4 separate regions of the Mus musculus genome follow, and regions 2, 3 and 4 are each linked to region 1. Evidence: chromatin loops called from intact Hi-C (ENCODE). Cell type or tissue: left cerebral cortex. All regions are shown on one strand. Each heading gives the region's core, and the rest is flanking DNA. Links, peaks and the distances in the headings are about the cores only.

Region 1 (7,725 bases), core at 1,373-6,372:
TCCACACACCTATTAATAATGCTTTTGGTTTTGGCCTATTGATACAAGCTTGGAAGATGCACTGTGCCTTTGAATATTATCTCTTATCTGACCATCTCCTGACTTTCAGTTCAGGAATTCTGTCCTGGGAAAGTTCTTATTTACCAATTTTTCCCTTACAGTTCTTATTGCTTCTCTCTTTTGGATCACAGTCTAATTTAGAATATTCTACCCAGAGCCTCCTTTTGGTCATAACAACTAGCTATGCAATATGAACCGTGAAGGATGAAAAGAGGAGTTACAACTGGAGATGAGGGGCCACAGGGCTTCACAATTTCCTGGTGGAGGTCCACATGAAGTTATGCAGAAGCTGAAAGCTGATGTCTAGAGAGCAGCCTGAGAATGGATGGGCAGGTCATCTTGAGGGAAACTGATGCCCACATCCCTGGCAGTGGGTTTCAAAAGCTCCACAGCCAGGCCTGGGATCGTGTAGTGCATGACGGCCATCCAAACAGGAGGTGACATACTGACACATTTTGTACCAACTGATAAATTGCTATCATTCTGAACTCTCAGGCCATCACAGTACTTTGAACCACCCCTCAGAAATGTCTACCCACAACTGTGAAACCCCAGAGTCCTGTGAGTGACATCTGACTCGTGGCTCTGACTCTGCAGCCTGTACTAACTTCTGTGTTTTTCAAGGATTACCGTACCAAGTTTTCCCTCTCTGGTCTCAGGGTTTGAATTAACCTGATGGTCTCTTAGCTAGCTCACTGTCAATCCCCACTGGCACCTACACTGACCTCCATCCCACATGGACACTCCCAGCTCCAGGTTTTTAGTATGGGTTCTTCCTTCCTTTTTAACCCGATGAATTTTCCTGTATCTCAAGATCTCAATCACGCACCATGGCTTCCAAGACACTGTCTTTGAGTTCTTTTGCCAGGAGTGCATTCTCCTTCTGTGGTGTTGCTTTCCTGTAGGCATATATATGTGTAGCTATCCCTATGTCTTATGACCAAGGGTCTAGAGGTTGACATTTTAGATGTGGTTTTAGTATTGCTACTATTATTGTTGTTTATAGTGTGTGTGATTATATGCACCACATGAGTGCAGTACCTGAAGAGGCCAGAAGAGGGCATCACATTTCCTGGAGCTGGAGTTAGAGGTGATTGTGAACTATATCATCTGTGTGCTGGGAACCAAACACGTATTCTCCAAAAGTGCATTACATACACTTAGTGCTGAGCCATCAAAACCATTGTTTTGTTTTGGTTTTTTTTTTTTTTTTTTTTTTGATGTAGAGACAAATGAAAATCTGCTTCCAGGAGATGCCTTCCGTACTCTCTAGCTGCTTTATCTATTGATCTGATCAGTTCCTACAGCCTGACAACCCCTGTTTTATATCATGTATGGGTCAGGGACTGCCTCTAGCCTTCAGAACCCAGTGTCTGTCTGACTGTCAAAGAAAACTTTATGTGCACTGACCTAGGCAGAGAGGGAGTGATATTTATCACACAGGTTGATCTGAGCCTATTATACCTTATACTCAAATGTCAGACCTCGTGAGCTGGAGGCTATGAAGCCGGTCTAAAGCTCACAGCACACTCTTGAGGTCGGTACCTTCCTGTTTGGCTACTGAGGAAGCGGAGGCCCAGACAGCCCAATAGGCATGTGTCCCCAGTGTCCTCCCCATATCTGGTGTGGACGATGAGCTATAGAAAATGAGCTATAGGGGATTTACAACGTACGCAGCCTTTCCCAGTTCCTGTTTGGTTCCTTTGGCGATCACTTCCCACGTCTGTTCCCACGGACCTTCTTCCTTTCTTTATCCTGAGCCCCTGGATTTGGAGGTCTTGGTGACTCAGTCCATCTGCTCCTCCTAGCCTGTGATGCCAGCCCCCATCTCTCTTGACTGTTTGTTGGTGTGCCGGCGCAGCCCTTGTGTGGTTGGTTCAGAGTTGGTCCTGCTGGGGTTTCGACAGAGGCAAACCTTTTTTAGAAATTCTGTAGAGGGCAAATAAACGAAACAAGAAACTCCCGAAGAAGTGCTCAAATCCTGCTTTTGGTTCTTTAGCTAAGAAAGGCTTGATGGAGTGGGGGCCAGGATAAAGCAGGTCAAGAGGTCATTCGGGGACTGTCATGTGGGATCTAGAGGCCAGTACTAATGCTAGATATCTTACTCCGTAGAGACATTGCTTGTTCAGCAGCCTGTGTTATGAACTCTCTTTCCTACGAGAAGAAGGTATGGTAAAACCTTATCAGTGGTAAAGAAATCCTTTTAACCTCTTGAGAAACTACAGTGTTACCTTAAGTAAGCTGATATGCTAATCAGAGCGCCAACGTTCAGCTGTGGGAACTAGACTCGCGTGCGCTCCGTCTGCTGATCCAACAATACCACAGGAACTTCAGAAATCCCCTGAGGAAGATGCAGAGGGTGGGAAGAAGGGTAACTTTGCAGAGTGATGCAGGACAGAGCTGTCGATTTTATCTGAGGCCAGTGTGGGTGAAGTTCTTCTCTGTTTGGAAACCCCTCCCTCGGGGGCTTTTCATGCCTTTGTGACCCAGAACTCCCAAACAACTTTCCCTCATAGCTGCATGGGTAGCCCTGCAAGGCAAGCCCAGGGAGAGCTTGTCCACTTTATTTGAGGAGAATTGGCACCTGGAGTGGTTCAGTGGCATTTCCTCACAAGATCTGGGGTAGCTGAGAGGGTGGGCAGGAGCTATCTGCAGCATGCTAGGAATGCAGAGAGAGAACGAGGGCAAGGCAGACTTTTAGAATGAACTTTGAGCTGGGCACAAAACTCGGTGGGTAGAAATGCTTGCTGCACATGCGCGAGGACTTAGTTCAAATCCCAGCACCCATGTAAACAGCTGGGTCTGGCCGGGCCCATGCCTGTAACCCCAGCACTGCACACGGAGAAAGCGGCAGGGTCACCGGAGCTTTCTGGCTGAGTCTGTGCTCAAGCGTCCACACCCCTGACCACAACCGCCCCCCCCCCCCCGCGTCCCCGCTGTCTGTAACACAAAGAGACAGAGAGATTGGGGGGGGGGTTGGAGAGAGAGAGAGAGAGAGAGAGAGAGAGAGAGAGACTTTGACTCTTTGACTTAAAGCTTGGCTCACACACTCATGACTGCCCGTGCCTCCTACTCCCCAACGGTCTATTCCAGAAGGTTGAAATAGCCCCGGAGATGTAGTAGCTATCATCTTCAATGGCAGGGCCTGACTCCCACCATGCTTCTGAAAAAGGAAGCCTTGTTTCTGGCTGAGCAGAGAACCCGCATGAACGACCCGCAAGGCGTGGGAGCCGCGGGCCCGGGCTCTCAGGACTTCTTTGTCTGCAATCAGCCCTTCACGCTTTCTGAGAACATGAATGTCTCCCTTCCTCATTAATGGGCGGGTTGTTTTCACCCCTAGGGGAGGAAAAATTGCCCCCCCCCCCCAAACGTGTGTAATGGATTTTTTTTTTTTGATACTTGAAAACATTGCAGTGATTTTGTGCTTCCAAAACAGACATGTTGATAACTTTTCCATATGGTAGTTTTCTGTGATGATTGTTAGTGGCTTGGCAATTTTTAATATTAAATTCCTAGCAGTAAGCAGAATTGTATCCAGTTTTAAATGCATAAGACCAATTCAGTTTTTAAAGACATTATTATTTATTCATATGGTAAGAGTATCTGAAGCCAGGACTGTGGTTAGAGTGTTTGTGTCTCCTGAAATTCTTTTTTAAAAAAGTCTTTAAAAAAATTTTTTTTTATTAAGATGTAATGGCCAAAGCTGGGTGTGGCGGTGTATGTGGGAGGCAGAAGCAGGAGGATCACGCTTTTAAGACCAGCATGAGCTACATGTAACACTGTTCCACAAAACTAAAACACCATGTAACTCGTGCAGTAACTATGCACACGACCACCATACATCGTGAGATTTGAATTTACGTTCAAGTTCTTACCAATCAGGTCTTTTGAGGGTGATTTGGTCTGGGAAGTGGAGCTTATGTGAGGGGCCATAAGGTACCTGTAGATAGGTCTCAAGGAGAGAAGCCATGAAACCACAGAGGGAAGAGGCTGTGTACGAGCCCTCATTGGAACCGGAGCGGTTCCTCTCATCCTGGACGTGTGGCCTCCAGTCCCGCGACAGTAACTTTCTCTTGTTTATAAGCCAGCTGGCATATGGCTTTTTGTTACAACAGCTGGGAAAAGACCCAGAAGCCCCATGTGCTGCTGCTGTCTCTCTTCTGCCCCTGCGGCTTGAGGCTCACGGGGAGACCTGGGGTGTATGCCCACAGGCGCCTCAAGAGGCATCTTGCTCCTGGTTCAGCGTTTCAGGCTTCGCATTTCCCCAAGTTGCCTTTTCCAAATCCAATAACATTCTGTGCGTCAGCGTTGCCAGGGCGGATGCAGCCAGGCCCAGGATAGAAACCTTTCTTCCACGCAGAAATGACTCTCAGGCAAGCAGGCCTGCTTCTCTGCCCGACAACAGGCTGTCTCACACAACTGAACATTTCAAAATGCCTTTTCCTAAAAATACCAAAGACACTTGCAAAACCCACTCCGTATCACTTATCTTTGCCCCGGTGGGTGGTATTTGCAGTAGCAAAAATCACATTTATGCACGAAGCAGAAATGAAGACGACGATTCCTAAGAACGGCATGAGCTCTGGAGTTTGCCCAAATGTGCGAGATGTCTGACATGGAGGCGCATCGCAGCCAGAGTTCCAGGACGTCCCTGTTGAAAGTGTGAATTCTCTTCGGTGAATTTACCAAGGTCAAACCTGCATTATATCAATGCCTCCTGTGAAAAGTAATGGAAAAGAGCCCTTGGGTTCTCTGTTTCTACATACCTTCTACCTCAGTGACTTCTTTCCTGCTTGTCTCTAAATGAATTAATTCTTTTTAACTTGGGAAGGTCATATGAGTTAATGTTTATCGTTGCTGCGGCCGATCTTTGGCAGAAGCAGCTGAAAGAGAGCTTATTTTTTCATGGTTTTAGAGGACTCGGCCCATCATGGGGGACCAGGGGAGGATGGGGCCAGGCTTAGTGGAACAACTCTGTCCTTAGCAGAAAGCAAGCAAGCAGGGACTGTCAGGGTTCAACTGGATTTCTTTTTTACCTTTTTGACTCTGTCTGGGCCCCCAGCTTGTTCGAGATAGTTCCACCTACATATAGAAATGAGTCTTTCTCCTGTCATAAATTCTTTCTGGGTATACCTTCCTAGATACCCAGAGCTGTGCCTCACCAAGCTCCTAGGTGATGCCAAAGTTGAGTAAGATAACAGTGATGGCTAGCTACTACAAGAGCTCTGTGAAGTGTTGGTTCTATTTATTTGCAATAGATGTGGGATATCCCATAAAATACTAACCCGCAGGTGCTAAGTAGAGAATCATTTTGTAAGAGTCATTTCACAGAAATGTCTTACAATGGTTCTCTGGGAAAGGGCTTTTGTGGGGGCACCAAGGGTATTTACCCATCCTTATGGCCATGCAGATTGTATATGGAGCTGGGTGTTCTGTTGTGCACAACAGAATCCACGATCACTGCTGAGACAGAGATTTCTGAAGGATGGGCTGCATCTTCAGGGTCATTGGGTCTGGAGAGAAAAGGCACAGAGATAAACTCATAGGAATGACATCCAAAGTTATACCGTGGTTACTCTGCCAAGAGAGCTGCCATCTTGCTCCTGTGCGGGACTGTGTAGCCTTTGACAACACTGTCGGGGCAGTGTCTCTCCATGTCGTTCAGCTCAGAATCCTGGTCTTCGGTGATTTTATCTGATCTGTCTTCTCTGATCTTGCCCTGAACCCTACTTGCTAAGACCCTGCGATGTGCTCATATATTTGAATGTTTGTTCTCCAGTTAGTGAAATTGTTTAGGAAGGATTAGGATGTGAGGCCTTGTTGGAGGAAGTGTGACCCTGTTGGAGGAAGTGTGACCTTGTTGGAGGTGCTGTGACCTTGTTGGAGGGGTGTGGCCTTGGAGGAGGTGAGGCCTTGGAGGAGGGTGTGGCCTTGGAGGAGAAAGTTTGTCACTTTGAGGTTTCAAAAGCCCTTGTCAAGTTTAATTTCACTCTCTACCTGCTGTCTGTGAATCATGATGTAAAGCTCTCAGCTATTGCTCCAGCACCAGGCCTGTCTGCTTCTCACTGTGATGAGCGTGGAGCAACATGCTAAAACTCTAAACAAGGCCCCCAGTTAAATGTTTTCTTTATAAGAGTTGCCTTGGTCATGGTATCTCTTCAGAGCAATAAAACAGTAACTAAGATAGAATTGTATAGAGTTGAAGGTCAGAGAAGCTCAATGACTTCTGTGGAACTGCACAGACGCTCCGTAGCCCAACCTAGTCATACGACCTTAAAACATGAGGTTTTTTTTTTCCCCCCACACACATCATTCCATTGACACAATGGGATCATAAGAGACAACTCAGCAATTAACAACAGTTGAGCACCCTTGCTGCTCCATCCTGAACCCCCCCCCCCCCCCAGTTTAGATGGCAGCACCCCAGTCCAGTGGCTCACAATGCCTGTAATTCTAGCTCCTAGATATCTGGCTCCTTCTGCTGGCCTCTAAGGGCACTAACACACACATATGTATTCATACACACACACACACACACACACGTTAAATTTCAAGATACAGACAACAATAGAAGCAGCTGGGAAGTTTAGTACTGCATGATGGATATGTTTGTGGGTATGTATGTGTATATGTGTATGTGTATATGTGTATATGTGTATGTGTGTTTATGTGAATGTGTGTATCTGTACATGTGTATGTGTGAATATGTGAACATTTGAAAGGGTTCATGCAGATTTAGTTAATTTTGCTTAAGCATGTATGGTAATTTATATAGTACACAGCAAGAGGATACATTTTATTGAAACTAACTTTGTTATTATTATTGCTATTGTGTATAAGTTGTGTGTGTGTGTGTGTGTGTGTGTGTGTGTGTACATATGTGCCATGGTGTGACTTTGGAGATCTTTGTTAAGCTGGTTCTTTCCTTCTATCATTATGTAGGTCCCAGGAATCAAACTCAGGTGGCCAGGCTTGTGCTGCAAGCCCCTAAACCTGCTGAGCGTCTCATTGGTCTTAGATATTGTGTTTTCCAAACTGGTAACTTTGCTTGTCACTATCCTATTGTTTGCATTAACAAAGCAGGGGCCCACAGGAGTGCAGGGGTGAGCAGGAGTTTCACATCCCTGCAGGGGGTAGGAGCTGGCTCCCATCACTTTTACCAAGTGTCTTTCAAGCTTAGAGAGACTGGCACTGACACCTCTCTGTTCATGGATGCATTCAAACCAGATCACACAGGTGGAAGGGAAGGAATGTTGGTAAAAATGGTGAACTGCACACACCTGTGCCCTTCGAGCCACTCCCATTAATCTCTTCTTCCCAAGTCTTCAGTGGAACAGCTAGCCCTCTTTAATCTCTGTAACCTGTGGTGGGCTGCCCTGTGCCTCGGTCCTCCCCACGCCCTACAGGGAGTCCTCATCAGCTTTGCCTGTGTGTGTGTGTGTGTGTGTGTGTGTGTGAGAGAGAGAGAGAGAGAGAGAGAGAGAGAGAGAGAGAGAGAGACCTTGTGTGATCAGGACCTGAGCTGTAACAGTTCTAGGATTTGCCCACCTCCCTCAATGTGGTTGGACAGATAGGAAGGAAAGAGTTATGCTCAAGCCTTGGGCTCAGTGTGAAACGCTTCCTGGTCACTGGGCACCAGTCTCTCAAATCTCTCCACCTCAAGAC
Region 2 (7,725 bases), core at 1,778-6,777, 75 kb after region 1:
AGGCCAGGCACCTGAGTGGATTCCACTCTCCAGGAGGGGCAGTGAGGACTGGACCAGGCAATAGGAAAGGTTTCCTCTCCTCCTCCCATGAGCTGGGAAGAAATCATGCAGAATTGTCTTCATTGCCTGCCCAATGGTTTTAGTGGAAACCCATCCCACAGGCTGGAAGAAAGCAGCAGTGGACAGTGACCAGAGAGGAGGAGCCATCCCTGAATCATAGAGCAAGGACTGTCAGAGGTCATTGCTGTTCTTCCCACAGGGAGGACTACATGTTCTCCTTCCTGAAGAGCTCTAGGCTGGTGAGCATTTCTATTGGCAGAAATGCCAGACACCGAAGTAGGAAGATGCTGTCTAATGGCCTTGGATCTCCCTTTTTCCCCATCTCTACATTTGAGGGTAGAGTGCTCCTTCACTGTTGTGGGCTTCACTGTGTGCCCATGGTGAAGCTCAAAGGTCTTCCTGTCTACTGAAACAATAAATGAGAATGTAGAGTCAGAGACCAAGTAAGTGTGTGAGAGTTAAAAACAAAGCAAAACCATGGTGAGATCCATTCTAACGACAGCCTTGGCCTATGGGAAATTTTTAGATGACTGACTCTTGGTGACAAGTTCATTCTAGAAATTCCCAAATCTACACCACCCAGGATGATGTTACTATCTGCCAACGTCCCTAGACCAAATTTGACACAGTGACTTTTCTAGTTGAGTTGAAGACTTGGGAGTGTCATCCAAGCATTCCACTGGTCCCTAAGGCTCCCAACAGCTGCCTGCTGGCCTGCATCTAAGGCTGTGTTGGAGAAAAAATGAACTCCGTGGGATCAGGTTTCACATTCAATTACGGTCGAAATTAGGAGCAGGAAGGAAGTTGGATATATTGAGCATCAACAATGAGCCAGGCACTATTCTAGGTTTTAAGAATATGGAACCTAAATTTGAATTTGAAACTGGATGCAACGTTACATAAAAATAGGTCAGCGCAGATAGCTGGTATAAGGGTTACAGATGTGTCCAGAGACTCTGAAGACTGCATGGGGCCTGGGGCTGATGTGGCGGTGTGCAAGGCCACTCTTTAAGTGCCTGTTGTTTTTGTCACTAAGGTACCACAAGGGCTGTGGTCCAGAGAGCCTAGACAAAGGCTTCTCATCTGTTTTTAGACCATGAAGACATTTGCTAAGCCGTTCAGAGGACCGTCCCCTGCTGGGGAAACAGAGAGGCTGTTGATGGATTTCTAAGGAGGGATTATTGTATTCTTCTCTTTGCTTGTCCTACTCAGTGAGACCGGGTTTCTTTTTAAGACACGTGTAGGATCCTTCTCGTTGGGAGCTATGCATATGTATCTGTTTAATTTTAACTCCAGTTCCCCACCAAAAGGCAAGTTCATTTACTCAGAGCCTAGACAGAAGGCTTTCCCAGGCCTGACACCTTGCTTGTTTGCTACTTAAAGTCTCTTGGAAGAAAAGAACAGATTTTTGCATTTAGTTCCCTTTCTTATTTCTGGGGGGAAGGAAAAATTAAATCCTAATTTTTAAATCCAACTGTCCTAATTGGAAAGGGTTCTTGGTCTATTTCATGGCAGTCTGTTTATCGCTGGTAATTGCCCAGCGTCCTTGGCCTCTCCTGACACAGGACGCTCTCCAACAACGTTCTGAGCCTGTTCCACAGTAAAGAAAGCTCCATGGAGCCCCAGGTGACACAATGGGACCTTCTTCTCTCCCCACCTCACTCCCCAACTCCCGGCTGTTCTGTCCTGTGGACATAATTCACACAGTCTGCGTCTGTCCGCTCCGGGCTGCCCAGCTTCTCTCTGAAATCTCCGTCATCTGTGTGTGGTTATAAGACTAGAAATCTGTGACTGTGAAATCTAACTCAGCAAGCAGCCAGGCAGGGCATGAGTCATCTGCCGCCTGCCCTGCCCCAGGACAGCCAGGACTGAGGACTTGCAAGATAAGAAGGCACTGGGGTTGTTTACTGTTCTGACGCTAAAACCAGGGGACAGAAATAACTTTAGAGCGGAATGAGTTTTGTCGGCTTATGGTTTCAGGTGGGTTTGGTCGTGGACACCACTGTGCTTTAGGGAAGGCATGGCTGAGCTACTCGGTTCATGGTGGTGGAAGTGAGTGTATGAGAGAAGCTGTTTACATGAGGGTAGATCAGAAGTCAGGAAGTGGGTGGGGATACCAGACCCCATGGACGCCTTTCCAATGACTAGCTAGGCCCCATCTCCTGTAGCTAGAGAGCAAGTGTTCACACCACGAGCCAGGAGAGAACCTTTCAGCCATAACCAGGCCTGTTAAAGGCAGGGAGCTCAGAGTAAGAAAGGGCAGAAGCTTGAGTTGTATAGTGTAGTTAAAAGGCGGCATTTCCCCACACAACACAGTGATGTAGATGACACAGCTGTCAACGACAGCCTTAGGAACTGGCGGAGAGATGAAAAAGCCATCGAGATAACTGGAAGGCAGATAGTGCCAAAGTAGAAACTTCAGACGGGATATTTGGATGGAATTCATTTAAGCAAAGAAGAGTCACGTAACCAGAAGAAGTTCAGAGAGCTGGGCCAGTAGGCTGACAGGATGACAAGCTGAAAGACGGAGCAAACGGATTTGAATGGAAAATCCACAGTGAGAGGCTGTTTGATGAGTTTTGATTGGTAAGGTCTTCAGTTACCTTCTATTGTTGATATTGGACATTGTTGTTATTTTGATGCAGGAACTTAAAAGCATGGAGACACCCAGCCTGACAGCCTGGGGGAAGAGTTTAGATCCCTAATCTACGATGAAGAAGGACTCTAGGGATGATAAAGAACAGAAGTGGTATACTACTGGCCCATAGGTGTCTTCTAGTTTGGTTTACAGTGGTGGGTGTGTGTGTGTGTGTGTGTGTGTGTGTGTGTGTGTGTGTGTTAGTCAATGTTTTTAGATGATGCATGAATCCTTTGCTCTAGCTTCTACATCTACTCTCATCCTCACTGACCTCTTCCTTGCTGCACGAGACCTTATTACCCGCTGAACAGCGAGGAGGGGCAGACCAGAGTGGGAAAGACCACAGCTCCCTCATGTCTTGACTACACCTTACCAAACCCGGGAGGAGAAGAGCTGAGGCTGAGCTGGCCAAGAGCATCAGACTTGGAAAAGAGCATGGTGCTCCTTTCTCCTCATAAAACCACTCATGCGTGTGATTTGCATTAAAACACAGGGGTGTGTCGTTTGTAGACTCTCAAACATGTGCAGGAGAGGCATGGAACAAAAAGTTCACAGGAAGAGAGTCAGGAGCAGGTGGACCCAGCTGCAGAAGACCTTAGAGCAAATAGAAGTGCCCTTTCTGGAGACAGGGAGCTCTCTGTTCCTTTGTTTGTAGTTTGCTAGGAGAAGATTCATAAAGGTTATGTATGGGCTTGGGAGAGGACTCTTACCCGCCTTTGATTCAGAGAAGTTGCTATGACCGAGCTCTGTAAAGAACACACAGTTTTTCTGAGAAAACCACTTGTTCCCTTGGAAACAGAAAGAGATATTTAGGGATTAAAAATCCTCATGGCATGTCCTTGTCTTGGGAGAACGGGTTCAATGCACACACCCTATAAGTAATTTAAAAGGCTGGATGGCCTCGAGACCAGCAGGCTCTAAAGCAAAACCCAGTCAGGCACAGAAACAGAAGAACACACACTAGAAAAATATACCCTGTTCCACCTTGGATGAGAAAGGAAAAGAAAGCATCTTGACATAATGACTTTGACTGTGGAGGGAAACTACACAATTCAATTGCAATTCAAGATGAACATGAAAGATGAGGTATGGGGAGGTGGGGAGAGAGGACTCGGGAGGGAAGCAGAAGCACTCGAGGGAGCAGAGTCGGTGCAGAAGGCACTGGGTGGGGTGAGGGGGGCACAGGAACACGATGGAGGTTATTGTTGATGAGAAATCCAGGGTGAGAGCCAGGAAGCAAAGGAACCCAGCACTGGGACATCTGAGTCTCTGGGAAGCCAAAACAATAGATTGTGACACACAACAGAACAGAATTCAGAAACATTTCCCGACTTATTGGATGTTTATGTACCTTGTACCAGGAAGCTTTGTCTTACATGGCTTCCACGTGAGGTGCAGTCTGTAACGTTGTTGGACCTCGAGGGTGCATCATTTGGAGAGTTAAGAACAGCACATTAAATCGTGCACAAGGAGAACAAAACTCGGGGTGAACTCGGATTTTAGCAAAACAGCATTCACCGAGAGAAGAGGACAGAGAAACATTTAGAAGATATTTAAGGAAAGTGCAAAGCAAGAATTTTATATCATCCAAGCTGTTCCACAATTATAAAGGCTATGGAAAAACACTGTGAACATACACGCTCTCCCAGGGAGAAAAGCTTTGAACATACGAGAGCTCTGAAAGCAGAGCTCTGAACCCTTCAGAGTGAACAACCAGAGAATGAACTTTGACCAACTGAGAATTGACTTAAGGAAACATTAGCCAAGAGTTTGACTATTTACAAAAAGTAATTTACTAGGTTTAGGCACAAAATTAATGTAACTGGGTTACTAGAACTCATGATAGAACATAAATACTCTGTGTCTTGACAAGGTAGAAATAATAGGACAAAAATCAGGACAAGAGAGGTAACCATGACAGGAGCTAGAGTAATTAAAACATCAATAAAGTCAAGGCAAAGGCAAGGGTTTAAAGTTAAAGAATCAAGGCATGCATGGGTTCATTTTCTATTACTATAGCAAAATGCCCGAAGCTGATTAAACTCTAGAGATTCCAGGACATTGATTGCGTCTGAACCAGCTTGGCTCTGCTGAAGAGCTCACGGTAGCTGGTCCATGTGGCCACATGCAGGAGAAGAGGAAATCAAAGCTTGCCAAACTTGGGACTTCCCCCTGGGAACCTCATCATCTAGAGGCACTTCAGGAACTCACAGCACAACCCTGGAGACCAAAACATTTACTACCCAAACCACTGAGGGAACAAACTACATTTAAACCATAGCAGCATGCCAAGTATCGAAGTTCAAAGTAAAAAAAAAAAAAAAAATCAATAATGACTGTATTAGCAGCCATAGCAGAGATAGAAGGGAGAGAAAGAATGTTAGGACTTAAATATCAGGACTTAATTCTCTTGTTTTGAGGTCTGTCTTCCTACTTTTTCTTCCTTTCTTTTCCTTTCTTCTCTCATTTGATCTGGTCAGAGATTCTAACTGACTATACAGAGAACAAAATCACGTGACAGGTCTTAGATGCGCTCATCTACCATATCAAGAACCACACACCCATGCACTCATGAGGGCAGATGACTTTCATGCCACATTGTAAAGCAACATTTGATTTGAATGACTTTGAAGCGGCACAGCTAAGGCAAACCACAAGAGTAGACAGGCAATCACAGGGTGAGAGAATGTGGTCCGTCAACCTGAGAATAAAAACAACACCCCCCCCCCCAAAAAAAAAGAAATCAGGGAAAAATATATAACAGAGAAGGGACTGTTGCAGTGCTAAAGGATACATTGCATAGCAACGCTGTCAGGAAATGGATGCACATAAAATCGCACGGCAACAGAATCACAGGTAAGTTACCGAGGCTGTGGGAAGACGTGGGGATGTGAGGGCATCAGGAAGCTTTCCAAATTTATGTCAGATTAAATCCCAAAACTAAGCAGATCCAACGAAAGCTGGTGTTTAACAGTTGTTGAGATCTATATACTGAAAACAGAGAATTTGCTCTCCTTCAACGGTTCAGGGAGCATCCTCGAACACTTATATAATTCCTATAATGAAAACTTCAACCAATTTATCAAACTAGAAGTAGTTAAGGCCATACTACGATTAACCTACATGTTGGCAGTGAATCAAGAGACAAAAAAAAATTTCTTCTAACTAAAACTTTTTAGAAAGGAAATAAGTATCTTAGACACTTGTTACATCAAAAAAGATTCTGTGGGGGAACAGGGCTTGAACAAAATCTGTGTAGCAGGGTCTGGAGAGCCGGCTCATGGGTTAAAATGGTTTGCTGCTCTTCCAGAGGACTTGAGTTCAGCTCCCAGCACCCACCCAGAGCAGCTCACAAGGGTTGTAACTCTACTTCCGGGGGTCTGACACCCTCTTCTGGCTTCTGCAGGTACGTACATAGACTCGAACATACACATATCCCTCAACAAAAAGGAAAGGAAATCTTTGATAAGGCTGTTAAAAGACCCTGAAAGTCAGCCCTTATGGCATTGCTGACAGGAGATCACACACTCTGAAGTGTTTATGCCAACACAATTCAACAGACAATGAAAATTATTTTAAACATTGCTCTCAGTTTCTAAACTCATGATTGTCTTTAAAAACCAATATTAACCATCAACTTAAATATGTTACTTAAAGATTGATTTAATTGAGGCATAATTGATGTAGAATTAACTACCTAATGTCAATGTGTCTGGTCCATTGAACTGTGACATCTGCAGCCTCCTGTAAATGTATTACAGGACCAAGACAACGAACACACTTATATCCCATAAAGTTTCTGTCAAGTATTTTTATAATTCCTCTCTCTCTTTCTTGCTGATTTCTTAGGGTTTTACTGCTGTGAACAGACACCATGACCAAGGCAACTTATAATGGACAACATTTAATTGGGGCTGGCTTGCAGGTTCAGAGATTCAGTCCATTATCAAGAAGGCGGGAAGCATTGTAGCATCCAGGCAGGCACGGTGCAGGAGGAGCTGAGAGTTCTACATCTTCATCTAGAGGCTGCTAGCAGTATACTGGCTTCCAGGCAGCTAGGATGAGGGTCTTAAAGCCAATGCCTACAGTGACACATCTACTCCAACAGAGCCACACCCACTCCAACAAAACCACATGTACTCTAACAAGGCCACACCCACTCTAACAAGAACACACCCACTCCAGCAGGGCTACACCTACTCCAACAGGGCCACACCTTCTAATAGTGCAACTCCCTGGGTCAAGTATATACAAACCATAACACTTGCCTCTCCCAGTCCTGTCCCTAGTCTCTGACCTACTTCCTGTCAATAGAGTTTAGTTTGCAGTTACAGAATTCTAAACACATAGAATCATTAAGTGAGTGTCTTTGGCCTGGTTCTTTTCATCCAGTTCCATTATTTCACCATTCATTGCAGATGTTTACAGATGTGATGGTGTGGTGTCTGGGATGTACCTCAAAATTATCTAGAGGTGTATATGGGTAAAACAAAAGATAAGTTGTGAACATGTAGCTCTGCTTGCACACACACAACTGTGATGGGGCATAAAGTAACCATCACCATACTAAAGATGGAATATGGACACATGATATACTACTATTCTGACAAATATATGTTTTTATTTTTCTAAAAGAAAAAGGGGGTTATTTATGTCTACTATTATTGGGGTGTGTGTGTGTGTGTGTGTGTGCATGTGTATGTGTGTGTGCATGTGTATGTATGTATGATGATGCCAGAGGTCAACCTTAGCTATCATTCCTTGGAGATATCCACCTTGTGATCTTTGAGGCAGAGTCTCTCATTGGCCTGGAATGCACTGTATAGACAAGGCTGTCTGCCCAGTGAGCACCAGGGATCCACTGTCTCTCCTCCTAGGAGCCGGAATTACAATGTGCACCATTATGCCTGGATTTAAAAAAAAAAAAAAAAAAAAAACATGGTTTCTAGGTATTAAATCCAGGTCCCCATGCTTGCATGGCAAGCGCTTTACCAACTAAACTGTCTTCTCAGGGATATGAAGAAGGT
Region 3 (7,725 bases), core at 553-5,552, 82 kb after region 1:
CATGAGGAATGAGAAAGCAAAGGTTTCACATGGGTCTTCCATAGCCTTGCATAGACGAGAGTCGGCATTCACATCATTGTGTGTATCTCTGTCTTTGGAAAGTTGGTGTGCATTTTCCCAGGTAAACCACAGAGTGGGAGGACACAAGACTTCTATATAAGCTATTTGCTTTCGGTACCAGGCTAGATTTTTAAAAATCTCTCCTGCTCATGAATTTCCTTGTGTAGGAGCAGCTGTCCAACAGATGGCATAGGCAAGTATGCACAAAAAGGGCGACTCTGAAAAGCCTTTGGATAATAGATGTTAGTCTTGGTTGATGGGACTGACTGGGGCTTCCCAGAATGACAGAACCCCATTATGGAGTCAACCATATCCTGCTGAGTCCATCTCCCCAGAACCCGATGAGCACAGGGAAGCCCTGCAGGAAGAGGAAAACCAGGCTTAGGCAAGGTGGCTGCAAAAGAACTGGAAGTCTTGGTCCTGCAGTGAGCTCACTGTGGATCCAGGACATGTTGGCCTTCAGATGCAGGGTTAGAAGGTGTTGCTGCCAAGCAGATGAAGGGGGCTTTGCTTTAGTGGGGGCTGGGGATGCCTCACCATGTGGGCCTGGGCAGCAGCATATGTGTAGACACAGCAGGGCCTCAGCCACAGAAGGGAAAGCCAAAGCGAATGGAATGGCTCCACAGAAGAGCTGCCCTTCTGTGTTTTGCAAGCATTGCCTCCGAAGATACTCCTCTCCTGAGTGAGTGAACTTGTTCTAGCTCACCGCAGTGGGTGCAAACAGACCCCACCCACCATTTCCTGGGTGTGGGTGCTGTGGGCAGATGCCAGAGGGATTTTTAAAAGAAGCCGTGCTATTTAGGGCGTTAGGATCCGCTATCATGCCAAGGCTGCAATATGTCTGCCCATGAGAACTTCCCAGCATCCAGCAGAGGAATGCCATTTCCAGGGCTCACACTGAATCAATACGCCTCCCTGGCACGTTCCTTCTGCGAAGTCACTCTGCAGTCTCCCTTCCAATGAATTCCCATCTCAGAGCTGGGGCGTGGGCCTCGTTTTTAGAGGTGACACTTAGATCCCAGACAGGTTCCTCTAAGTGTCTCTATGATTAGGTTAACTCTGAAAGTGGGCAGGGTGGGAATGTTTTCACATCTGCAAGTGAGACATTTGCCAAGAAGGTTCTAGTTCTGCGTTGTTCCTCTGGATCATGAGATGAAATAGAAAACCCAAGGAAGTAGGGCTTGGTTGGTGGAGCAGATCAGCTCTGACCAGCACAGGGCCTCTGTGCTCATGTGGAAAATGAGAAGTCATTCAGAGAGGAATGTGAGAGGTTATTTTAGGAAATAGAAAAGCAAAATGGATGTTCGCAGACAAGCTAGAATGGACAATGGACCTATATATATATATATATGAATGAGAACATCAAGAACTCAGAGGCAAAGCCCTATTTTTAGACTATTGTATGAGGCTAGGCCAGGGAAGAGTCAATACTCTTCTGACAATGATTACCCACTAAATAGGAGAAGGATAACGAGGCCAAAAATAATCATTGTTTTCAGCCCTCCAAATTCAGGGTGTTCGAAACAGAAACTTCTGAAACATCACCTAGTCAAAAGCCCAACACTTCCTTCCTTCCTTCCTGCCTTTCATCTGAGAGCCCCTGCCATATTACCTGTGCAGGGGTGGGGGTGGGGGTGGAGGACAATTTGGCAGCTTGGCAGCACTAATCTCTGTGTTCCTTGCTCAGGGCCGGAATGTCTTCAGTGTGCACAAGAACAGTGTGGTCAAATGCTGAGTCCCTGCCCAGCTGCAGAGGGTCATGTTCTACTGGTTTAGGACTGAGGATCTAGATCTGGCTTCTCCCCACACACCCAGCAACTATTTCCAAAGGGTTGTATTGGCTTTTGGCCATGGACCTGTAGTCAGTGCTCAGGAGTTGAGGGGGTTTGAGATTCTAGGAATCAGAAGGCACCGGGCATAGGCTTGGGTGAGGCTAAGATGCAAGAAGCTCTTTGGATGAGGGATTGACCTGAACACTGTGGCCATGGTCAGTTAGAACAGCGCTTGGATCAGAAAGAACGTGCACTTCTTGCTCACCTCTCTCTGAACACAGCATAAAGGGCTTTCTGACTTTCTCCTTCAGTCTCCTTCAGTCATGGCGTCTTAGCGTCTTTTCATGTGCTGTGGTAAGGCACCCTAACAAAAAGGAAATGGGTCCATTTTGGCTCTCAGTCCAAGGTTAGAGTCCATCCAAGTGGAGAGATCACTACAGCAGGAGCTTGAGGGAGCTAGTCACGTGCCAGCCATGATCAGAAATGCAGAGCAATGGATGCTTAGCCGACTTCCTTCATGTCACATAGCCTAGGACCCCAGCCCTGGGGATGAGTCCCATGCACAACAAACATGTCATCTCAATTCAGTTAACCTAATCAAAACAGTTCCCCCGCAGGCATGACCAGAAGCTTGCCTCCCGAGTGATTCCGGATTCTGTGGCACTGACGACGCCAAGCATTATGCGTGGGAAAGGCATAGCTAAATGAAGATGTTATGGTAAAATGCCTTATGCAGAGATGGGAAACTTAGCCTGGGGCTGGGGAAAGACCCTGGTAGATAGAGACAGGCACAAAGATGCTGTGTGTGTTGTGGAGAGTGGGCTCAGTCAGGATGGCCAGGCTCTTCCAGGCCGGGCAAAGGATCCACAGGAACTGGTATCCAGGCAGAGTAGATGAAACAGGAAGGAAGCCAGCACTGCCAGGCATAGAATGAGCCTAAAGGGCAGATGAAAACGGTTTCCTAGGATTAAAATGCCAAGTAAGATCCCTGCAGTCATCATATTGAGGGTCATTATCAGAAAGACCTAGTCCAGATTTACCAAGTCACAGTGTGTGACGACCCTTCTGTGACTCTGTAGAAGGACTCTAAATGATATCTTATTGTGATTTCACCCCAACAGCACCAAGTCTCCTTTCCCCCTCAATAACAGATCTCCTAAAAGTGCCTGTTTTCACTACTCTTTACTCTCTGAAACCACAAGAAGTGCAGACCACACCCAGGTCTCTGGAATGAGAATCTCCACTATGTAGGACCAGACTCCCCACAGGATGACTTGATGTATAATGAGAAGCAGAATTGGCTCTTCCTATTGTCATTATTTAGAGGCCTGTTCTCTAAATAATCTGGAGAGGGTGGTGTGTGTTTTCCAGGACTTTTAGTGGCAAGAGACAGGTGCAGCCTAAAGTGGGTGTGAACTTCCGCAACGGGAATGTCTCAAGATAGTGTTTGTTGGCTCCCGATTTGACTGAATCTTAGGGCTCTGAAAGGATCCTCTGGTCTCTCTTGTTTGAGCTTCTTCCCATTGTCTTCATTCTTAGGAAGACTTTATTTAGGAGGGACCAAAGATGACCAAACTCTCTTCATCACGCCTCAGAGACTATTACAGAGGCAAGAGAAGGTCATGAGCTCCTCTAGGACCTCTAGGTCTACCTGTGTCAACCCAGCAGCTGACGTATCAGCTGCTCACATAAGGATGTGCCATTAGCCAGGCTGGGCTGGTGACATCTCTTGGCTGAGAGAAGCAGAGACAGAGAGCAATGTGGAGTAGTCTCTCTGGAGACTAGAAAGATCTCGCCCACAACCTATTTGGCCAACTTCCTTCTCGGTACTTTGCACACTCGTGTGCCTCAGGCACTTTCGGATGAGTGCTGAGAGAACACCTTTAAAACGCCACCACCATCTTACAAGCTGTGTCCCCGAGAGGAGGGAGAGCATGCTGACAAGGTGGGTGCCCACTCTGACCTGCCAGCTAGTCAGTGGGGCTGGGAACTGGCTGTAGGAGTCCGAGTCCAGAATCAAGCAGTAACTGGAAGCGATCCAGTTTGCAGGACTGCCAGGGGCATGAGGCACCTCTGCCTCCCAGCTCAGCCTCAGTCTGCTATTCGGACCTGAAAGACAGACAGCCCTTCCACTTTTGGAGGCATTTAGAAAGATGATTATCATGCCATGGACACTTTTTTTTTTTTTTTTAAGACAGGGTTTCTCTGTGTAGCCCTGGCTGTCCTGGAACTCACTCTGTAGACCAGGCTGGCCTCGAACTCAGAAATCTGCCTGCCTCTGCCTCCCAAGTGCTGGAATTAAGAGTTTCCTTTGGCTCACAGCTTTGGAGGCTGAAAATCTAAGACAGGACAACGGAAGGTTAGCTTTCTGTGAGGCTGCTGGCTGTATTATCTCACGGCGGACATATCATATTAACGGTGTGTACAAGAGGGACGGATCACACGATTAGACTGGAAGCCAGACAGATCCGGAGGTTAAACTCTCTTCACAGCCCCTTGTTCTTGAGGACGCTAACTTACTCTGCAAGATCAGCAATGATTCCTTCCAAGAGGGGTGCTAGAGAGTGTCCTGTGATCTTGCTCACTTCCACTGGATCTCATGTCTGAGAGTTTCCCCCACTCAGTGCCATCATACTGGAGAGCAAGCTTCCAACTGAGGAGCCCCTGGGGGATAGTCACACCATCTCCAAATCATGGCAGAATGGTGCTGGGTTGGCACCTTAGGTATTGGTTTCACCCACCCCCGTGGTGCGTTTCCCCTCCCCCAGCCCTGTGCGTTTGCATCCACGCTTCCTACTGGCCATCTATTATCTATCAGGTGCATTTTGTACTTTAATGATTTGGCCTTTCACTCTGGCTCTGCCATCACGACTGAACTTTAATGGGACTGCAAACACCACTTTAAAATCCTCTTTCAGGCTCTCACTCTGTGTGTGTGTGTGTGTGTGTGTGTGTGTGTGTGTGTGTGTGTGTGTGTATGTGTGTATTATACCTAGTATGCCCATCTTTCTGAGTATAAATCAATCACTTGGAGCAAGAGGATAGAATGGGTTTCTTTTGCTGTGGTGGTAGATCTTGCTGGAGGTGCTGCAACTTGTACTGTGAATACATATATTTCCACTTTCCTTCTGACAGCAATGAGCGATCCAAACCACACCCTTCTCCACCCAGAAGCAGAATGGAAATGCACCCCCTGAAACGTCACCTGCCAGCTATGTGCCTGGCATCTTGGTCCATAGTTTCCAAGGTGACTGACAGGGTGCTGCTGTCACGGGTTCTGTCTGTAACCGTGACAGAGGGAGGCAGTGCACAGAGGGTTTAGGTGGGCAAGCTGTTGAGTGTGGAAGAAGGAAAAGTGTTGTACCACATATGGCTGGCAGGTGAGAAAGATGACATCCTGCCTCATATTTACATCAGTTTAGGGATGACATTTAATAGCAATGTAACATCTATCTACCTTAAGGAAAAGCACAGTATGGCTTGAAAAATTTTAAATTCATGATTTTTTTTCCCAGAAAATTAGAATATCCTAATTATCTAGAAATCTCACTCCCGGTTAACAAACCACATTGTTGATACCAGCACAAAATGCTCCTGTAGCTGCAAGCTGCCTACTCATTTAGAGATTGAAGAGAGGAAGGGTGTGTGTGTGTGTGTGTCCCTGAAAGTGTGTGTATGTCCCTGAAGGTGTGTGTGTGTGTGTGTGTACGTGTGTCCCTGCAGGGTTGTGTGTGTGTGTGTGTTTGTCTCTGAAGGTGTGTGTGTGTGTCCCTGCAGGTGTGTGTGTCCCTGCCAGAGTGTGAGTGTATGTGTCTCTGCAGGTGTGTGTGTCCTTGCAAGTGTGTGTGTGTTTGTGTGCGAGTGTGTCCCTGTAGGTATGGGGGGCATGCAGGTATAGGCACAGGTGCATGTGTATTTGTGTAAGCCACATGTCCTTCCTCATTCTTGATTTTTTTGAATAAACAGGCAGCGCCGACCCCTCGGCAGGAGATCCTAAGCAGTGTGAGAGAAGAGAAGTGTGACGTGAAAGGAAGCAAGGGAGGAAGGAGTTGTATCCTCTCTGTTCTTGACTGTGGATGTGATGTGACTAAGTGGCTTGAGTTTCTGCAATGATGAAAGTGGCCTGAAATTGGAAGCCACATAAACCCTTCTCACCTCCATGTTGCTATTTGTCAGGGCAATTTTATCCCCACCAGAAATGAAACCAGGACAATTCCATTTTGAAACTTGGATTGGGATAAAGTCTATGAAAGCTTCCCAGGCCCTAGGAAGCAATGCGTGGTGGGCAGTTGGAAGTCTGGGTTCTGGGTCTCAGAAATGAGATTAGATGAAGAAAGCCTTCCATCAACATGATCAGGTGTTTGGTATGGAGCTCTGGAAGGGCCATTCCAAAGTGCCCGGAGAAAAATCAGGAGGAAGTGACCTGGGGAGAAAAGAAGGTCGCAGGTACAAGTAATTGTCAGGTCCTTCTTGTCTTCTCCACCCGTGCTTTTTCTCACTCAGGAATCCCAGTAACTTTTAGTCACGCAGAACCCCCTGTCCTGCCCACTGCCCCACCTCACCCCACACCCCATCCCCCACTCCCATTGAAATGCTGAAGCTGAGAAGGTGTCTTCATGGACTCTCTCTTTTAAGGAGGAAATGAGGCTGTTTCAAGATGGAGGGACATAGCCAGGGTTGCCCGGGGTTTGATGGGAAGCAAATCTTTTAGAGCTAAGATGAAGAGGCAACGAAGTCCCTAGAAGAGAGCCCAGAGATGGGATGGAAGAGACAAGACCAAGTGGCTGAGGTCACATCTGTACAGAGGCCAGCTAGATGGGTGGACAAGGCCGAGCTGGGGCCAAGTCATGAGGAGCAGAGAAGCAGTGAGCCTGAGGTAGAAACCAAAAAGTCCAAGGTAGAGCCAAGCAAGGAAGCAAGCAAGCAACAACAACAAACCTGACCTTATGGACTCTGAACTTATGGACTCTTTTAAGAAGGAAGAGTATCCAAGGCTAATTTGCATGGAGTGGTGGCAGAGAGAAGCCATGTCATACCAGGGAAATCCATCCTGAGCACTCTTTCAATATTGTATTTACTTTTTACTCTCCCCACCTTGCGTGTGTGTGTGTGTGTGTGTGTGTGTGTGTGTGTGTGTGTGTGTACACCAATGGGCATGCGTGTGCAGGTCAGAGGACAACTCTGTAAATCCCACTTCTTCCTTCCACTTTTATATGGGCTCCAGGGATTGGGCTCAGGTTGTCAGGCTTTCGTGGTTAGCGTCTTTACCCACTGAACCATCTTGTTCTCTCTATTGTATATGGTTGACTTTTAACATCAACTTGTCACAAGCTAGAATCTCCTGTGTGTGGAACCTCAACAAAGCACTGTTCTGATTGCCTTGATTGATGTAGAAAAACCCACCCAGGGTGTGGCAGCAGCTGCTGCTAGCAGATCAGAGGAGCCCCACCGAAGGGTTGCCGACTCTTCTCTCGCTGGGCTCTTCCCTCTTGGTGCCCAGGTGCTGAGTCGATCCCCCTGTTTCTGCTGCTTTTATCAGAACCGCATCTCCGAGTTTCCATTGTGGACTAAGTATCAGTTGTCTTTCTAGGAGCCTTCCAAGTTCCTGGTAGCAGAGTGGGACAGCTGGTACACAAAGCCTTGAGACTGGGCAGCTGTTAGGTTGTCGCCTCAAAGCCCACCTACAAAGTGACATACTTCCTTCAACAAGGCCATGGCTCCTAACAGTGCCATTCCCTGTGGCCAAGCATTCAAACACATGAATCTAGGGGCAGGGCAGGCATTCCTATTCTAACTATCACAGGCTGGTTGTCAATACAGAATTTCATTGGACTCTCAGGCTGGTCAACTCTAGAATAAGTGAGATGGGAAGGTAGGATTTCAGTTGAAAGTG
Region 4 (7,725 bases), core at 1,840-6,839, 160 kb after region 1:
AAGCCTGCCCCCACAGTGACGCACTTCCTCCAACAAGTCACGCCAACTCCAACAAAGCCACACCTCCTAACACTGCCGCTCCCTATGGACAAGCATGGAACACAGGGGTCTGTGGGAGCCATTTCTATTGAAACCACCACAGGACCCTTCATCTTGGCAGGTCTTGCTTTATGAAGGCAACTTCCACTGTTAGCTCTGATCTGCCATTGCATCTACTTCTTTCCGCCCTCCGGTGACCCAGGGCTTGTCAAGAGCTGCAGTTTGAATAAGGGTGACAGGCTGGGGTGGGGTCGAGGAGAGGCTTGGGTGAGCACTGTTGGGAATAGGAGCACATTTGTCCTGTGAGGTCCCCGAAGGCTCTCGGTGTCTCTTTGTTTCCAAGCTTTCTGGTACTGTTACTCAGCCCTGTGCATCCTGCAAAGCCCCCTGGCTTTCTCTGACTGTTCTCAGAGCACCCCAGGGGCTCCTGCCTTGCCAGGCCCTTGCCGGGGAAAGGTTCCATGGAGGATAAAGAAGTGGGAGCTGCTCTGAACATGCCAGTGCATTCACTATCCAGCAACAATGTGTCGGGGCTCACAGAGTCCTAATTTGTTTCAAATGAGAGGGAAAAGCAAGAATAATACTATGAGCTGAACTTGGGATATATCCATTTTCATAGCAACCCAAAAAAGAAATGGAATTTTTAATGCACTCCTGTGGAAGGAGGGAGTCACAGAGATAAAAATGCCCAGGCACAGAAAGCCATCTGAAACCCTGAAACCCAACTATGGAAAATAGTAGAGAGTTAGAAAAAACGAAAGCCTGACATGTCTGTTGTCCCTCGCCCCCTCTCTCCCTCCCTCCATGTGTTAATTCCCTGTCTGGTTGCTGTGATCAACCACTTAAGGGAGAATGACTTTATGTTGGGGGCTCACAGTTCGGAGTGGTGTAGTCCATCACTGTGGGGCACCAGCCAGGAAGAAGAGAAAGGGGAAATGCCTGTTCTCAGCTGGCTTCCTTCCTTTCAAATCTCTCTGGAGACACCCACAGGTGTGCCTCAGCAATGCCCTAGGTGAGGCTGGGAGATGACTCAGTCCATGTTCCAGGACCTACATCTGATCCTCAAAACTTACAAAAAAAAAAAAAAAAGACTATGTGATGCGCTCCTAATCCCAGCAGAGGGGGCAAAGAAAGGTGGGTTCCTAGAACTCACTGGTTAGCCACCTTAGCCTTCCAGGCTGGTAAGAGACCATATCTCATTTAAAAATAATAATAATAATAATAAAAAAGGTAGATTGTACCTGAGAAAGGACACTAAAGTTGTTCTCTGGCCTACACACACACACACACACACACACACACACACGAGTGTGTTTCTAAATTCTATAAAGTTGATAGTTACAAACTATTATATTCTCTCCTCTTCATTGGCTCATTAAACGTTTGAAGCACTGGCAGGGCTAGCCTGTGGTGCTGGGTTAAGGCACTTATCCTGTGTTCTGTGACCAGAAAAGCTGTAAGGTACCCCCAAAAGAACCTTGTTACCATGCCCCAGAGCCAGGCTGGGATCTAGCAGGCGACGAGCTTTAGTAACCACACCCTTTCCATCCTTCTGGTGACTCTCTTCAACGCCAATAATGCGCAGGTTCTAAAACCTCCCACATCTTCTCTGGGCTGTGAGGGGTAGCAAAGCTCACAGGCATCGGCCTGCAGCCGGACACGCACAGTACATGTCCCTGCTCTGGAATGGGGCCAGGGGCTAGAGGAGCTTCAGAGCCCGTGTATAATGGCGGGATGTGGAAGTGTGGGTGAGGGAGGCGGGGCTGAGTGTACCAGAGAGTGATGTAATGGAGTTTGCATTTTGAAAGCATCACTCTGTGGCCTTTAGACGATGGATCGATTGTAAAGGGAGCAAAGTGGAAGCAGGGCAGCAATCAGAGAAACAGCGATAAACCACAGGAACATGGTGCCCTGAGTGCGCTCGGAGGCGTGATGATTGATGGGCAGCAAGCCACATGGGCGATGTTGAAATAAGATCACTGAGCCTGGAGGTGGTGTACAGACTCTCCAGATCATATGAAGAAGGAGAAGGTTAGAGATGGGCAAGAAGAGGTAGGAAGGGGAGTGTGGGCTCTCTCAGCGTGTGTAATTTTAGGGTATCAGAGGACACGTGTGAGAGTGATGGGCTTAACAGAGGGGTTCCTACAAGAGAGGGCTCTTACCCATCCCAGACATTATTAAAGACAACAGAGCAACTCTGCTGAGTTCTGCTCATTTGCTGCTTATTACCGTGTATCCACAAAGATTTGTTACAGAATGTCTTCTTGGCCCCTTAACAAAGAGACTCTAATGATAAAAACCACTGGGGGACCGCAGCAGGCTGTTTATTGAGTGACTTGATGTTTCCAATGCCTCTGTACCAAAGGCCTAATTTCCCATTCCAAACCCTTTCTTCAGCTGTTTGTCCCCAGGTGGACGTGTATAGAGGACAGTCATGAAGATGCAGGGTACCAATCAGGCATTGACTTTATCTGTCATTTCTATCACTATGACAGAATATCCAAGGTAAATTATGTTAAGAAGAAAAAAGGTTTATCTTAGTTCATGGTCCCAGGGGCATCATCCCATGGGCAGCTGCCTCCATTAGAATGGCTAATGGGAAGACAGAATATCATGGGGGGGGGGGGAGACAGGATCACATGTCACAGGAGGTTGCATGCCTTGTGACAGTCAGGGAGCAGGCAGAGGATGTCTGTATGACTGGGATTCCTCCTTCTTCCTCTCTTGTCCCACATGGACATTCCCTTCCCATGTTAGGAAGTGTCCTCCCAGGCATGCAGAACAGGGCTTTACGAATCTAGGTGTCTCTCAAGCCAAGAGTCAAAGTTAACCATTGCACAGAGGCAAGCTTGAAAGCAGAGTGGAAGAGAAGATGAGGAGTCTGAATTCTACTCTGGCTAAACCTTTGTGCCTTCAGGAAAGTCATCGTCTTGTCTGAGCCAACCTCCAAGTGAGCAAGACTACTCTGATTCCATGGTGACCAACATTGTTACTGTATCGGGACTCCAGGGACACACGAACGGGGAGAGTCTGGTTCTCAAGTATGCATTGGTTCTCCTGGATGTGTAGAGAAAGCCTCATCTTTTATCCTTCATCCTTCCTACGGCCTTCTGGGTCAAAAGGGAAAGCAGTTACAACTGGTGCTGCCTTCAGCTGGAGCCTCCCTTTGCCAGGTAGGGCAGCCCTGGAGCCTACCCAATGCCCCTTCCCAGTGTAACTCCTGTGGTGGATGCAGGTCCAGAGGACATCTCAGTTTCTATCAACCAAATCATAAGCATCCCCCTCTGTCCACCTTTCCCACCTCATCAAGCATTTCTCCCTTCTAAGCGCTGCTATGAGGATGGGACAGGCATCCCTCAGCCTCCATCCTCATCCATAGACTCGTTTCTGTTTAAGCAAGACCCCCGACCTTCGTCAACCTGAGCATTAAGTTCAGGTCCCGGCACTGAGGTGAAGGACCAAGCATACATGGTTGGTAGTCTCTGGGGCTTGGGAGGCTCAGAGTCAGCCTACGGCAACCAGAAGAATCAAGTCCTCCCACAGCAGCGATTCTCCAGAAATGTTGCCATGGTAAAGAGGGATGGTAGAGCAGCTGGTGCTCAAAGAACCACTAGTATTAGAGGCTGCTGGTGATGCACACAGACACACCCAGGTTCATTCTGCCCAAACAGCATGAAAGTGTGTGTGTGTGTGTGTGTGTGTGTGTGCATATGTGTGGTGTGCATGTGTGTGTATGCACATGTGTGTGTGTGTGTGTGTGTGTGCCTGTGTGTCTGTATGTGTGTGTCTGTGTAAGAACACGGGGTCTTCAGTATGCACCCTTTACCACCGAGCTATGCATCTTTCCTGCTGGATGTGTTTTGTGATGACTGGAACTCCAAGTTTGGCCAGGATAATTCTGATGTTTATTGCTTATTCATGAACTTAGGAGGCTTCTGAAGAGACAAGCAAATTTAGAGTGTGGCCACTGTTACTCAAAACATAAAATCAGATTACCAAGATGCAGAACGGCAATGGTGACAGGCAGAGATTCTCAGCCCCAGAGCCTGTCGTGGAGATGAGGAGAGGCCAGTGGAGGGTTTTACTGCCAAGTGCTAGGCAGGAGTTTTGAGTCAGGGAAGTCTTGTGTGGTCATTTTGCTTCCACCTGCGACTCCTGCCTCAGGACGAACCAATCCCATTGGTGGAAATCTGTGTATTGAGGCTCTGCTTGGTGGAGACCCAAATGATGCAACTTCTGATTGGCTGGGGCCTGGCTAATTGCAGATGTTTATTGGTGAACTTACATACAGTGCAGATTTTGATCAGAGAGTTGGTATGGCTCGCCTGTCGTGAACCATCTCAAACCATCATGCTACCTTTATGGATGCATCATCTCCATATTTCATTAATAATGAAGGGCAAGGGCAGAGCTTGAATCCAAACACCTTCCTCATGATCCTAAGCATATGAGACAGAGATGGGTACAAGGCAGGTAACCTCAGAGCAGGCATACTTTAATGATCAAATAGGAGGCAAATATTCCAAGCAGAGGAAAGGAAGCAAAGAAATAATTAAACTCACTGTGAAAAACTGTTTGCCATTTGTGTGAGTCAATTCAGGTAATTTTGTGCTTTAAACTTCTGCTACTAAAACCCCACGAGCAGCTTAACTTCTCCAAAGTAAGTGTGGCGACGCTGTGTTAAGTGTCATGACAGCCACGAAATCACTTTCCGGGGCGCTATGAGGAGCACAGAATGTTATTGTTCAGTAGATTAAGATTATGGTGACTAACGTGTTATGAGCAATGTGCGTGGGAGATGATGGAATATATCCAAAGCTGTGAGGGAAAGGGTACAGGAAAAGCCTCTCTTGATGCTGCTCCCCGCCCCCGGCTCCTGCCAAGCTCACTACCCACAGCCTTCAAACAGGTTTCTTCTGGTGGTGGAGATGCAGGGTGGAGATGGGAACAGTGGCCCAATGGATCACACCTGTGTGTGCATGAGCGAGTGAGTGCGCATGTGCACGTCTGCCTGACAGCACAGGTACCACACATTAGTGGAAGATGTTGCAAGACTGGTTCAAGGGGCACACAGTAGGTGATACCAAGGCTAGACACCTGCAGCTTGAGGAACCTCAAACTGTTGTCCCTTTCTTTATACTTTTTCTATCTCAGTGTCCCCCAGCCCTAGAGATCTCCTATCTCCTGCCCCACCCCAACCCTAAAACTCTCAATGTCCCACGTTGTCCTTGTAACCTAGTGATTGGTCCTCAGCAGATGGGGAAAACTTTTCTTTCAAATGCTATGTTCTCAGAGTCCAACGTTATTCCTGTAAAAACTACTAAAATAATTGTGCTCCCACATTCCTGTAACTATAGCGCTAGGAAGGTGGGAGCAAGACACTCGAGGTCATCCTTGCCAAGATACTGAGTTCAAGGCTATCCTGGGATAAAGATCCTGGAGAGAGGGGGATGTGGGGTGTTAGCATGGGGCAGGTGGGGGGCAGCAGAGAGAACACTTAATTGCCCAGGAGACCAGCAACCAGAAAATTTTTTAAAAAAATAATATTATTATTTAGGAGAATTTCATTCAGAAGGCTCCAAAATCCCACCAGCAAACAATAGATTTAGGAAAATAAATACTATTTTCATAAACATTTGGGATATTCAATTCAGTTTTTGTGCTGAATTTCAATATAAGGAATATAAATTAAAAGGACTAACAAGGCCTGGTGTGTTTTTTGTTTTTTGTTTTTGTTTTTTTTTGTTTTTGTTTTTTTGGCTTGTTTTATTTTGTTGTTGTTGTTTTTGTTTTTCCTCTTGTTTTAAGCCACTAGCATTGGATTTATTCTACTATTACAAGATATTTCAGACACTCAACAAAGAGGCCTGTGGTGGTTAGTCAGCCAATGCAGGATCGCCTGTGAAGGGAATCTCACAGAAAGAGGGGCTGCATGAGATTGAGCTATAGTTGTGTCTCAGAGAGATTCTCTTGATTGTGTTGAAGAAAGAAACAAAGCAAAAAACAAAGCAGTATCTTAATAAAATAGGTAAAGAATGACTTTTTTTTTCTTTTTCTTTTTTTTTTTAGTGCAGGGGATTGAGCCTAAGGCTTCATGCTTATGGGGCAAGAGGTTTTAGCAGTGAGGCACATCTCCAAGCCTCTGTCATCACAATTGTCATTGTCAACATCATCATCGTCATTATCTTGAGATGGAGTATCAGTATGTTGTTCTTGAACATACTCTGAATCCCAGACCGTCCTTGAATTTGAGATCCTCCTGCCTCAGCTTCGAAAATGCCTAGGATTACAGGCCTGCACCACCAGTCTGGGCTAAGAACAAGCCATCAACACAGCTCCCTGACCCCCTGACCCCCACACCACTCCCACCAAAGTTCCCTTCCATGTTGGAAAAATTCAACCTGGGGCAAGAGCCAGCGCTAGGCCAGATTTCAGGGTGCTTTCCTGGGAAGAAGAACAAATGTCCCACTGTCCTGATCCTTCACACACACTGCAAAAGGCATCTCCCTCAAGAAAAGTCTTCTGCCTCCTCCATCAACCCGAGTTCCCTCTCTACCCGGTACTGAGTTTTCCTTAACCAAGCCAGGAGGCCCGGCCTGGACGAGCTCCCTAGGACCAGCGGATGCTCAACAGGTGCTTGATAAAAGATGGAGCTGAACACACTAAATGCCTTTAACTATTCGCCACAACTAGGCTTTAACTTGACTCGTTGTGACACCTAGTGGTGACTTCTTTCCACTTTGCTCCAACAGGATTAGCAGGAAAGTGTAGTTCCTACTACAGCAAAGGCAAAGCAAACCAGCTCTGGTCCAGGAACCTAGGATGCAAGAGCACCTGGGTGGCAAATGGTCGGTCGGTGTTTGCCCTCTGTGGCTTGCAGGCTAGCAGCGCTCACTGCTCTCATCAGGGTCAGTATAGCACTCACACTGCTCCGCAGCTCCGCGGCAGGAAGCCCACAGGAAATCATGGCTTCCATGTCACGTTGCAGAAGGGTAGCTGAGCCATGGAAACTGTCCCTGTTGCATGGAGCTACCTCTATTGCCCCTGTCTCAGGGGCAGACCTCAACAGTAGAGCTTTTATCTAAACAATCAAGTCCCTGGGTTTTATCTTCAACACCTTGTACCTTGCCAAAAGGGGGCGGGGGGAGCCATAAATTACCAATGTATGACAGTTAAAATAAAATTGAGCAGGCCGGGTGGTGGTGGTGCACGCCTTTAATCCCAGCACTTGGGAGGCAGAGCTAGGCAGATTTCTGAGTTCGAGGCCAGCCTGGTCTAAAGAGTGAGTTCCAGGACAGCCAGGGCTATATAGAGAAACCCTGTCTCAAAAACAAAAAACAAACATACAAAAAAAAATGAGCAAGAAATTAAAGATCTGTGATGTTTAATGGCACTCAAAGTATCTGTGAAAGTGTTAATGTTAGGTATGTTTTCAGAGGAAACTTCAGTATTAGATATAAAAATAGTACATGCAGCATGCATTTACCTCTTACCCTGTAAACCACTTCTTGGAATAAATTCTAAGAAAGTGGTTACAGAATAAAGAGACAGCCTGCAGGATCAGAGAAAACCTAGCTAGTTGAACATGACAGGATTAGCATCTAAACCATATAAAGAACTCGAGAAAAACCTAAAGAGCCAAACAGCTCAGCTGATAGATTATCAAGTTCAGTAAGCAGTTTCCAA

What was found. Peaks named below come from ENCODE experiments on the same cell type or tissue, not always from the same donor. Only the 100,000 strongest peaks of a DNase experiment are listed, where the experiment ranks them.
Region 2: a loop joins it to region 1, with 7 times the contacts of the local background. A loop is called at or near these places in 8 of 42 quality-filtered maps.
Region 3: a loop joins it to region 1, with 8 times the contacts of the local background. A loop is called at or near these places in 6 of 42 quality-filtered maps.
Region 4: a loop joins it to region 1, with 8 times the contacts of the local background. A loop is called at or near these places in 4 of 42 quality-filtered maps.

The regions. Positions count from the first base shown.
Region 1 is chr1:39,174,104-39,181,828 of GRCm38, reverse strand. No RefSeq gene overlaps it. Among named protein-coding and RNA genes, the nearest start is that of Mir6349, 9.0 kb to the left of the region's middle. In left cerebral cortex, for the core only: a CTCF peak has its summit at 4,281; DNase peaks (open chromatin) are centred at 2,364, 2,672, 3,235, 4,450 and 1 more place; H3K27ac peaks cover 2,364 bases.
Region 2 is chr1:39,099,880-39,107,604 of GRCm38, reverse strand. No RefSeq gene overlaps it. Among named protein-coding and RNA genes, the nearest start is that of Gm35222, 76 kb to the right of the region's middle. In left cerebral cortex, for the core only: no CTCF peak of the experiment used is centred there; DNase peaks (open chromatin) are centred at 2,266, 3,119, 3,561, 4,200 and 1 more place; H3K27ac peaks cover 4,120 bases.
Region 3 is chr1:39,090,849-39,098,573 of GRCm38, reverse strand. No RefSeq gene overlaps it. Among named protein-coding and RNA genes, the nearest start is that of Gm35222, 67 kb to the right of the region's middle. In left cerebral cortex, for the core only: a CTCF peak has its summit at 4,398; DNase peaks (open chromatin) are centred at 910, 2,547, 3,152 and 5,052; H3K27ac peaks cover 2,845 bases.
Region 4 is chr1:39,009,917-39,017,641 of GRCm38, reverse strand. No RefSeq gene overlaps it. Among named protein-coding and RNA genes, the nearest start is that of Gm35222, 14 kb to the left of the region's middle. In left cerebral cortex, for the core only: a CTCF peak has its summit at 6,764 (motif pointing left); DNase peaks (open chromatin) are centred at 3,605, 3,999, 4,840 and 6,754; H3K27ac peaks cover 1,677 bases.